Regions from separate parts of the Homo sapiens genome. Here region 1 is linked to region 2. A link is an interaction called in ENCODE POLR2A ChIA-PET data of the cell type or tissue named here. Cell type or tissue: A673. All regions are shown on one strand. Each heading gives the region's core, and the rest is flanking DNA. Links, peaks and the distances in the headings are about the cores only. Region 1 has its middle 86 kb from the start of MIR4705. Region 2 overlaps PCCA (propionyl-CoA carboxylase subunit alpha).

Evidence for each region. Peaks named below come from ENCODE experiments on the same cell type or tissue, not always from the same donor. Only the 100,000 strongest peaks of a DNase experiment are listed, where the experiment ranks them.
Region 1: POLR2A ChIA-PET joins it to region 2 with 8 read pairs; 1 of 35 experiments calls an interaction of 5 or more read pairs at or near these places.

What each region holds. Positions count from the first base shown.
Region 1 is chr13:102,128,907-102,134,288 of GRCh38, reverse strand. It overlaps a transcript of FGF14 not described here. Among named protein-coding and RNA genes, the nearest start is that of MIR4705, 86 kb to the right of the region's middle. In A673, for the core only: no CTCF peak of the experiment used is centred there; a DNase peak (open chromatin) is centred at 2,888; H3K27ac peaks cover 2,410 bases.
Region 2 is chr13:100,521,988-100,527,369 of GRCh38, reverse strand. All of the region lies in intron 22 of PCCA (propionyl-CoA carboxylase subunit alpha), which reads right to left. Among named protein-coding and RNA genes, the nearest start is that of PCCA-AS1, 44 kb to the right of the region's middle. RefSeq lists an enhancer at 1,736-2,258. In A673, for the core only: no CTCF peak of the experiment used is centred there; no DNase peak of the experiment used is centred there; H3K27ac peaks cover 1,322 bases.

The DNA.
Region 1 (5,382 bases), core at 231-5,230, 1.6 Mb before region 2:
CAATGGGAAGAATAAGGAGCCATGAAAGACGGGACTGAAATAACCTAGAGCCTGACTGAACACACTTCTCTCTCACAGGCTTTTTTCCTACCATGTCCTTCATTAGAATGCATGACACCTGCACTTTTCTGAAGAGATTTTAGTCTTCTTACAGGCAGGGACTATAACTTATTTGTCTGTTCAATACTCAGTGTCTAGCCCAGTGCCTTGTTCAAGACATACATATAACATATGTGTTTTAATGTAATAAACACTACATAAAAATAAAGATGACAAAATGAAGTGTTTGTTTATTGCTTTTGTTTGTTGGTGTGTTCAGATATTTGCTTAATTTGTGTGTTTTGTAGAAAGAGATCAAGAAAAGTGAAGCGTGTCAGTTTTCCTAGAAGAAACAGCAGGGAAGAAACAATGTTAATAGTCCATTCCCCATGCACACTGACCAGACTTTTGGTGCTCATGACATGAGTATTAACCTCCACATGCAGCAACGAGGGAATTCTAAACAAGGTAGCCCATGCTTAACTCTGTTGTATGACAAATAAAAGCTAAAACATGCTTTTGGAAAGCACAAATGAAGCTAGTAACTAATTAATCCACCTCGTGTAAGCCAATTGTCGGTTAACAATTGATCTAAAATGTTGGGACTGTTTTAAAAAGATTTGCAACTTAGTAAATCATGATTGATATATTAGAATGAATATTTTTCCTTGGGAAATTTTACCTTCTGAATTTCCATTTCTATATAAGTCTCTTACTTTACATATTATGCTCTATAGAAATCTTTACCATATATTTAGTCTTCTATGATACATATACACACTTCTATAATATATATACATACTTAAATGCACACATGTTATAGAGAACTGATTTAACACAATCCAAATTATTGTTCATTTTAATAAGACATTCGTAAGTCTGATTTTCTTTTATTCCTTAAAATGTAAACAGCCATTCATATACACCTTTTATGTACACACTTGTTTAATTAGGAGAAGCTATTCCAACCTGATCAGATTATTCTAAATTGTATATAATAACTATGATCAAAAAGCTATTTGGAATAGTTTGATTAAAATCAGTGCAGACCTAGAATTATAATGGTAAACATAATTATTTCACAATAGCTATTCCATTAAATGTCATACTGCTGTGCTGGTGGGAAATCGCTGATGAAAATAAATGTGTTGAAGATAGAAAATAATGGTCAACAATCCATTTCAATATAATTGTAGGAGATGGAATAGAAAGGCTTTCAGTTTTGATGGTTTTGATAGCAGATGTTCTAAAGCTCCCTGGTGGCTATGTTTTCAGAGATAAATGCAAGTGCTCAAATGGAAATGCATTCAGGTTCAACAGAACACCTGAAAATCTTTTTAACAACTCCGCTCACTGTTTCATTGCTCACTTTTGGATTTAATTAAAGGATAAGTAATGTTATCTTTAGTCAAAAGTAAACCCACTTAAGGGCCGGGTGCAGGGGCTCACAGCTGTAATCCCAGAACTTTGGGAGGCTGAGGCGGGTGGATTGCTTGAGGTCAGGAGTTCGAGGCCAGCCTGGCCAACATGGTGAAACCTTGTCTCTACTAAAAATGCAAAAAATTAGCCAAGTGATGTGGTGATGCACACCTATAGTCCCAGCTACTTGAGAGGCTGCAGCAGAAGAATTACCTGTGGCAGAATTGCTTGAACCCAGGAGGCAGAGGTTGCAGTGAGCTGAGATCATGCCACTGCACTCAGGCCTGGGCACTCTGTCTCAAAAAAAAAAAAAAAGAAAGAAAGAAAGAAAAGTATGCCTTTTAAGAGACGAGACAGAAAACTGCCTATGACTTTCACATGACATTGCTAGATTCTGTATGTCCACATCTGTCTGTCATTAGCTGCTTTAGTTTGGACCTCAGATTGAGTTAATTATGTCTTAAAATGTACCAATATGTAATGTTTTATGTGTATATGTCTTAAATTTACAAAAGTAGTACTGTGGTAGAAAATATTTTGTATTTTCTTTCTTCTTTTAATGTTATGTGTGTAAGATCTCCCCGTGTTGTCTCTCTCTGCCGCACACTATTCTGCAGTGTGTTTCCAGTATATTTCACAATTCCTCTCCCCTGATGGACCCTGGGGTGGTCGCCAACTCCCCATTCCCACATAGGAGACCATGGAAAACATTCCCATTTGTGTCTGCTGATGGATGTTGTGAGAATATCTCTGGGATATTCAGGAGAGAGTGTATTGTGTCTTAAGGCAAAAAAAACCAAAACAAAACAAAACAAAAAAAACTTATTTTCCCAAGTCCTTCCAATCTGATCCAGAATGGCTGCACAACTTTACAAGGACGTAAGAGTACTTAATTCCTCCTATCTTTAGTCACAGTTGGTAATATTGACTTTCCTATTTCTGCTATTTCGATGAATCTCACGTTATTTGATCATTTCTTACTGTTGTAATTTGTGTTTCCGTGATTACCAGTGAGTTTGAACATTAGGTTCTGCCTTAAATCCTAAGAAAATTACGAAACAAGATGTGGGATGCAGTCAAATAAAGCCTAGAACATCTTAGAAGATTAAAAAGAAAACATAAACAAATTAGGTAGCAATCTCCGTGGCATTAAATACTATAGGATTTTGGAGTGTTTTATATTAATCTGAGTTGTAGTATTTGACCAAAGCTTCATATAGAAAATAGTATTCCAATTTATTCTATTGAAATGGCTTAGAGAAAAGGCACAATTTCAGGCCAGATAACATGAGTGACACCATGGAGATGAGAATGAGTTGCGCATACGGCTGAGACAGCAGACCAGGCTGGGGAGGGGAGAGGATCATGGAGGAGGCACCATGAGCTCATCTTAAGCAGGAAGGAAGCCACATCACAGAGACAATTAAAAGCTTTCATTTGCACTAATTTTAAATAAACAATGAGAGCTGCTGTGGTTTCTTTATAAAAAGCATCAGTTGAAATAGAAATTTAACTTGCTCTACCTCTTTGGTTTGCAAAGACAGCTGGTCACATGATGGATTTCATTATTGGCACAGGAGATATTTCACAAGTAGCAAGTACGCCAGCAATATATCCCAATTTTTCAGCTGCTCACTTTCAGAGGTTTAGCCTTCATTGCCTGCTGCTTTAGGCAGAAACATAAGGGAGAGGCAAAGGAGGGAATTCATGTCTATGAGGGGACACCAGAAACACATCAATTGGAGAATTTTGCTTTTAATTTCAATTAGTTTTGAGTCACACTCTTTAGGTGTGTTGACTGTCCACAATGCAAGAATGCACCTAGTTTTGCTATGCATTTATTCACTTGGTGGAATTTCCATTTAAGCAAAAAGTGGGGGCAAATGTATTTAATGGCTCTTGGGCAACATTTACACTATGAACAGCCCTTCAGAGTAAAATCTGAGCATTTGATCTGTTATTATAGCCTTCGGGTATAGTGGATTTCAGTCCTGGGCTGAGGGAGGCCTGTCCTTCCCTCACAGAAGCTTAAATATACCATGCCCTCAGCTGTTTGTTCACTTCAACAACCTAGATTAAGACAGGTGGATGTGATGTTTGAAAGTGTCATCCTAGGGCATTTGGCTTTCCCTTGTACGCTCTCTTTTTACTTTATTTTTCTTGTTTTTTATTTTCTACCTGTGATAGGTAGAACCGTCATTGCCAAAATGTGTCCACAGGCTAATTCCAGAAACCTATAAATATGTTCAGTTATCTGACAAAGGGGGTATTAATTTGCATATTGAATTTATTTGCCAGACTGCTGGCTTGAAACTAGGGAAATGAGCCTGCATTATCCAGGTGGACCCAATGTAATCACAAAGGTCTTTAAAATTGGAGAAGGGAGGCAGAAGAGGAGCTTAGAGGGATGTGATACGTGAAAGGTTCAACCCATCATTTCGGGCAAAGATGGAGGAGGGGCCACCAGCCAAAGAATGCAGGCAACCTCTAGACGCAGGAAAAAGCAGGTAGACCCAGCTTCCCTGGAGCCACCAGAAAGAACACAGCCCTGCCTTGACTATTGATCAGTGAGACCCATTTTGGACTCATTTACCTCCACTTTGCCAGTCCTTTTGTCAGACATGGGCATATTTGTTCAGCTTCTTCCCCGGGCTGGAGTTCCTGAATGGCTAACCATTTTTGTGAGATAGTAAGTGTTAATGTTAATGACAATAGTAATAATATTAGCCAACAACTACTGAGTTCCTAGTATGGACTACTATTCAAGGTTCTACTTTCTCTAAAACCTTAAATATGAGATACTAGAACTGTAAGATAATAAATTTATGTAGTTTTAAGCTGCTACATTTGTGGTGATTTGTTACAGGAGCAACAGGAAACTAATGTAACACTCTATTGCTGATTTTGGCCCAAGGAAAGCACATTTTATTACCCAATAGAATAGATCTGCAATGGAGAACTTTAATTTACCAGGTTGGCTCTTAATTCTTTTTTTTTATTATTATACTTTTAGGGTACATGTGTACAATGTGCAGGTTTGTTACATATGTATACATGTGCCATGTTGGTGTGCTGCACCCATTAACTCATCATTTACATTAGGTATATCTCCTAATGCTATCCCTCCCCCCTACCCCCATCCCACAATAGGCCCCGGTGTGTGATGTTCCCCTTCCTGTGTGCATTATCAGTAAGAATTTTTTGAAACTTGTGCTTGGCTTGTTTCTTCCCAAAGAGAACTAGTGTGTACACATTGTAAGGAATTGAGGAAGGGAAATACTCATGTAATATACATTTCTTTATTCGTGTCAAATAGAGACAGAAATCTCTTCCAATAGTAACAGAGTTTTAATATCAATATTTTTCCAAGTTTTGCTAAAGGAGAGAATTGATGCCAGGTTCAACGCTCGTCCACTCTGTGGAATTCTTCTAAACATGTAAAACTGTATCACATCAAATTTATTAATGAACTGCTCTGCTTCAAAGTTTAGTCAATGTCCTCAGTAATCAGTTCAACATGGAGTGAAAAAAAATCCTTAAAGGGAAGTTTTAATTTCTTTCTTTCTTTCTTTCTTTTTTTTGAGATGGAGTCTCACTCTGTCACTCAGGCTGGAGTGCAGTGGTGTGCTTTCAGCTCACTACAGCTTCTGCTTCCCGAGTTCAAGTGATTCTCCTGCCTCAGCCTCCTGAGTATCTGGGACCAGAAGTGCACTCCACTACACCCGGCTAAGTTTTGTATTTTTTAATTAATTTATTTATTTTGAGACACAGTTTGACTCTTGTTGCCCAGGCTAGAGTGCAACTTCTGCAACTTCCACCTCCCTGGTTCAAGCGATTCTCCTGCCTCAGCCTCCCAACTATCTGAGATTACAGGCGCCTGCCACAATGCCAGGCTAATTTTTGTATTTTTGGTAGAGACAGGGT
Region 2 (5,382 bases), core at 7-5,006:
GGAAATTGGAATGTTTTCCACTTACCTGAAATGTCCAGAATAGGCAGATCTCTACAGACAGACTCGAGGTTGCCTGGGGTTGAAGAGGGAAGGGGAGTCACTGCTGAAGGGTACAGGGTTTCTTTTGAGAGTGATAAAAATGTTCCAAAATTGATTGTGGTGACAACTACACAACTCTGAATTGACTGAAACCACCGAATCGTACACGTTAAAGGGCTAAATTGTATGTGAATTACATCTCAGTATAGCTGTTACCAAAAAAAAAAAACCACCACCAAATATACATATTTCTGTCTATAGTCCCGGGGAACTGGGAACAGCTCGGCCCTGGCGCCACGAGGACCACTGTCCCATCCTCTGCAAGACACAGCGAGTACCCACAACAAGGCACAAGGCAGCTTCCGGAAAACCCTCCAGACACAGGAATGACTTCCAGAGCTACATGCATTCCATGCTAGGAGACTGGGAGCGCCCACGGGCCTTTGCTCAGACTGCGTTCAGAACTTGCCTTTCATCCTGAGGGGCAGCCAGGCTGAGCTGGGTTAAGCCCACTGGCGTTAAGCGTGAGGCTTCCCTGCAGGAGTGAGCTGCAGCTGAAAACCATGCTGCGCACTCACTTCGCTCTGCCCCGATGGGTCAGCGTCCTGAGCCGGCCAGGTTTTTCTTTGGCCTCCCAGTCTTTGAAACGGGCAAGTCCAGGTTCCTAGGGCAATGGCTATGTGGTGTGGGTGGGTGTCCTGGCATGGGGCTCCTGGCCCCTCACACCACTGTGGCCATATTCGTCCAATGCCTCAGAAGCGCCTAGAGAATGTTCTTTCCTGAAATCCCCAGATGATCTCCAAGTCCCCCTCTGGCCCCCCCGTGTGGCGCAAGCTGTCTTGCTGGCACTCTGGAGCGCCTGAGCCGATGTACTCTTTTCCTCTGCTGTTCAGGTGGTGGGCTGCTTCTTCCTGGCATAGAAATATAGGAAGAGAGACGATGCCAAGGCTTTGGCGCTGGCACGGAGGAGAGACACCGCGCTGAGGAGCTGGGCCTGGAAGCGCTGCCCGCGCTGCCCTTTTTGATTCATTTTCACGTGGCATCTGCATTCCAGGGAGAGCGAAGAATCAGCCTCGAGGGCTGTTTGCAGGGGGATGGGAGGGGCAGCGCAGAGACAATGCAGAGGCCCCCATCAGGGGTGTCAGAACAGTCACTCCCTCCAGTTGGCATTTTACAGCCTTTTTTCTCTCTTCAAAGGCAGGCAAAGACCAGGGAATCCAGGAGCAGGTCCAGTTCACTGCAGCACACCTGCCAGCCAGCTCCACACAGGGGACCCTGGAAGCCTGGCCGTGTCCTCTTAGAAGCTGGACTCACTGCGACTGACTCTGACCTAGGACTGAGCACTCAGGCAACAGGACCGGGGACTCTCTGGGAAGTGGATCTGAGACTCAACAGAACATAGTAGAAATGCCATCCAAAAATGAGGAATCCACTCTCCCGCTCTGGGCACTGTTCTCTCTCCAGGTGGAGGAGCTTCCTGGGGACTGCATGCCGGCCTCCCAAACACCCACCCAGCCCTTCCTCTGCAGGCATCTGAGGGCCCAGGACTGGCCAGAGCCCCGTCCCCCCGCCAAGTACATTGGCTTCACATGGGTGGCACAGCCCCTACCCTCTCTGCCAGTAGGTGTGCCCTTCCACCACACGTCCCCTCCCATCCCCTTGCTCAGAATCTGCGGGCCAGACAGGCAGGCAGCTCCTGCTTCTGTTTTACAGGATCTTCAAGTGAGTGCGTTAGCAACTCAACTGCAAATATGAAGAAATGCGGCCTGGGGATTTCCCAAGGTCACGCTAGGGGCAAAGGCCAGCCTGACCTGGCTACAGCTCTACTCTGGGCCCCGCCAGGGCCTGGGAGCAAGTGGGTGGTGGACAGGAGCTTAAGGGGCTCTGCTGTGGCTGCCACTGACCATCTTTCTGGCTGGCTCTGTGCTTCTAATGTGGGTGATTTGCAAAGAGGTAACGCACAGGTAACTGCAAGTGCTGGGTCCCCAGTTGTTCATCAGAAAAAAACCTCGGATTTAGCCCGAGACAATCAGGAAAAGTGGGGAGGCCTGAAATTCAAATAGTCCTTCTGTCTGATTGTGAGAGTCCGGCAATTCAATTCAAAGGACTTTAAAGAAGGCGTGTCCCCACTGAAGCGATCCCATCTTCTGCCCCATCCAAGCACAGCACTGAATCATAGAATTAGATCCTCCCTGCTCCATCCGCCTTTCATTCCTGTTTCCCCTCCCTAGTTCCTCTCGTGGTGTCTACTAGTCTACTTATTTAGCTCTATCCTATCTATCTTATCTGCCTGTCTGTCTGTCTATCTATCTATCTATCTATCTATCTATCTATCTATCTATCTATCCATCTTAGAGACAGAATCTCGGTCTATCCTATCTATCCTATCTAATCTATTTTATCTATCTATCTATCTTATGTAATCTAATCTAATCTATCTAATCTATCTATCTATCTTAGAGACAGAATCTCGGTCTGTTGCCCAGGCTGGAGTGCAGCGGCACAATCTCAGCTCACTGCAACCTCTACCTCCCAAGTTCAAGCGATTCTTCTGCCTCAGCCTCCTGAGTAGCTGGGAATACAGGTGTGCACCACCACGCCCAGCTAATTTTTGTATTTTTAGTACAGATAGGGTATTACCACATTGGCCAGGCTGGTCTCAAACTCCTGACCTCAAGTGATCCGCCCACCTTGGCCTCCCAAAGTGCTGGGGTTACAGATGTGTGCCACTGTGCCCAGCCTAGATTATTTAGCTGTAAATGAAAAACTAAGTAGCACACTTCTCTATTAATTTTGCACCATCTGTTTTGTAGACCGTTTTCCCTAATTCATCCCTAAGAGATGGTGTTTAAAAACTTCCTTCATGCCTTACAAAATAGTGAGATACATCTTGCTCAACAGAAACATGTTCTACCCCAACACACACACACACACACACACACACACACACACACACGAGCTTAATTGAATTTCAACATGTTTCATCCTTTGGAAAAAATTGAGCTGGAGAACCAAATGTACAAACCAAATGTCAAAGAATGCAATGGAAACACAAACTACACCTGCCCCAGTCTGTGGGAAGAGGCTGACACTCGAGGGCGTGCTCCAGGGATGGCTGGGCATTGAGCTGGGCTCCTTCCAACAACAGCAAAATGCCAGCACTCGGCCCTTGGGAGCAGGGGCTCTCACCTTAGGACTTTGGAGCCTTGCTCCCAGCAGCGCTGACTCCTGCAGAATGTGTCGCACACCGTAGAGTACATGTAGGGTACACCAGGGAGCTGGGCAGTGGGCCCAATGGAAGCAACACCTTCCGGATTGCCCAGGGTGGCTGGGAAGCCAAGCATTAATTGGGTGCACAGAGAGGGCCCTCCACCATTCCGTCTCCATCAGACGCCCCCATGTGCGGGGCCCGTTCCTGCAGGATGTGTGCGCACGTTTCTCCAACACTTTTGTGAATCATCTGATAAAGACTTAATGATTGTGACAGGATGTCTCCAATGTTGGGCTTACAAAATGGTCACAAGCCTCACAAGTCTTTTTGATGAACCTAGTGGGCCTGATGTATCTCCCCGCTCCCTGTCTAATTGGTGTAAAGTTTGAAGGCCTGAATCCTGTATCTTTCATCCAGCTTATTGCGTCCTCTCCTTTGACACGAGGTCAAGGTTCACGTTCGCATCCGATTATCAGAGCGGCACTCATTAAGCAGGAGTCGGCCTTGCCCCAAACAAGGCTTGAGAGAAACCTCGGCCCATTTACTCAGCAGATTTTCGCATGTCGTGGGGGCCCGAGTGTCACCCAGCATTGCTCTGTGCTGAAGAGCTGCAGACACCTCCAGCTGATGATGAATTGTGAGTGATGGGAATCAAATCCCGTAAAGCCAGCTGCTTGCCATGGTCGGCAAAATGACTCTAATGGATATAGGCTGCCAATTTTCCAGTTTTACTGGCAAGTCTTCCAAGTGTAATTAAGGGAAGTTATAAATGATATGGAAATCTATCAAGTTCCATTTATTTTCAGAGGACTCTTTCCCCAGAGACTTTTATCTTCAAGCTTATAGTATGCTTTGTTGTGCTAATGATTTAAACCACTTCTTATTTCTGATTAAAGCCCCCAATATCCTTCTACCAAGTTCTCTTCACTCCTTCCACAAAGATTAAAAGACAGAGAACCTTCTCCCGCACATGCCCCCTCTCAGAAAACATGCTAAGACAGGGACACATTTGGCAATGCCGATCATTCAAACTGCAGACTGCCATGACCACGAAGAACGCTCAAAGAAAGTGCAGGAAGAAAAAGAAGAGAACGGGGGAAAAAAGACCACCAAACATAAAAGGAAGCCCCCACAAGCACAGGCTTGAAAGCGGTGCTCAAGACCAGATATTCATCAGAAGGTGGTGTAGCTCACTAATGTTATTTGATTTGGAATAAAAGCATGAAAATGATGGCAAAGGCCTAAAATTGGAGATGTAAAGGATGACTGCACAGTATTCCATTTCTCAATTTCATCCTTCAGAGCCACAAAATGGGGGTGATACAGTGAGTGGATGAGATTTACAGTAACAGCTGTGGTCTCCCACACAAGGGAGGCCCTTCTAATGGGCTGAGGTCTGTTTGGAACAGACGGGGAGTAACAAAACAAGGTTCCCTATTAAGAGTGTGCAGTCGTATTTCTGATAAAGAAAATGACGAGGGAGTCAGGTCTCCTTTAAGACAGCCCATCCTCTTTTTGTTGCCCAAACCCAGGGCTGTTTTAAAGGTGTTATCGTTGAAATAGAGGCCAGGGGACGTTCACAGCATCGAGCCGCCCCGCCCCCCAGGAAGCCCACTCTCTAGCAACTGTAAGGAATGCAGAGGAAACGGTGCCAGTGGCATATGGCTTTCCACTGTGCTAAACATTCATACAAAAGACAGGTTCATCAGTCATTGGAGTATCTGGATAAAAAATTAGCTCCTGATGGATGGTATTTTGAGCTTACCTGCTGCTAGTACATTACCAGAGAAACACAGGTTTTGAAACCCACATGACATTAGAAACTGCAGACCATGAAATACGACACGTGCAGGAGCACACAATGTACGCCAGATTATACAAAATAATAAATAAGCTATTTAAACCCTCTGCCTAAAATTGGGCCCGCTGCAAGGAACCCTGGGTCACTTCTACGCAGGCCAATTAATGCACAGCATCTGCTGTACAGAAGCAGGGCATGAAGCACTTCCGAATGATTTCGGCAATTAAAAGAAAACTGTTTCCTGCCTGTTCAGACCGCAACTGTTTCGATGCAAGAGTGAGCACCAAATCACTGCGTGCAGCTGAAAAATTAAGTCCCCTTTTTGGGGAAG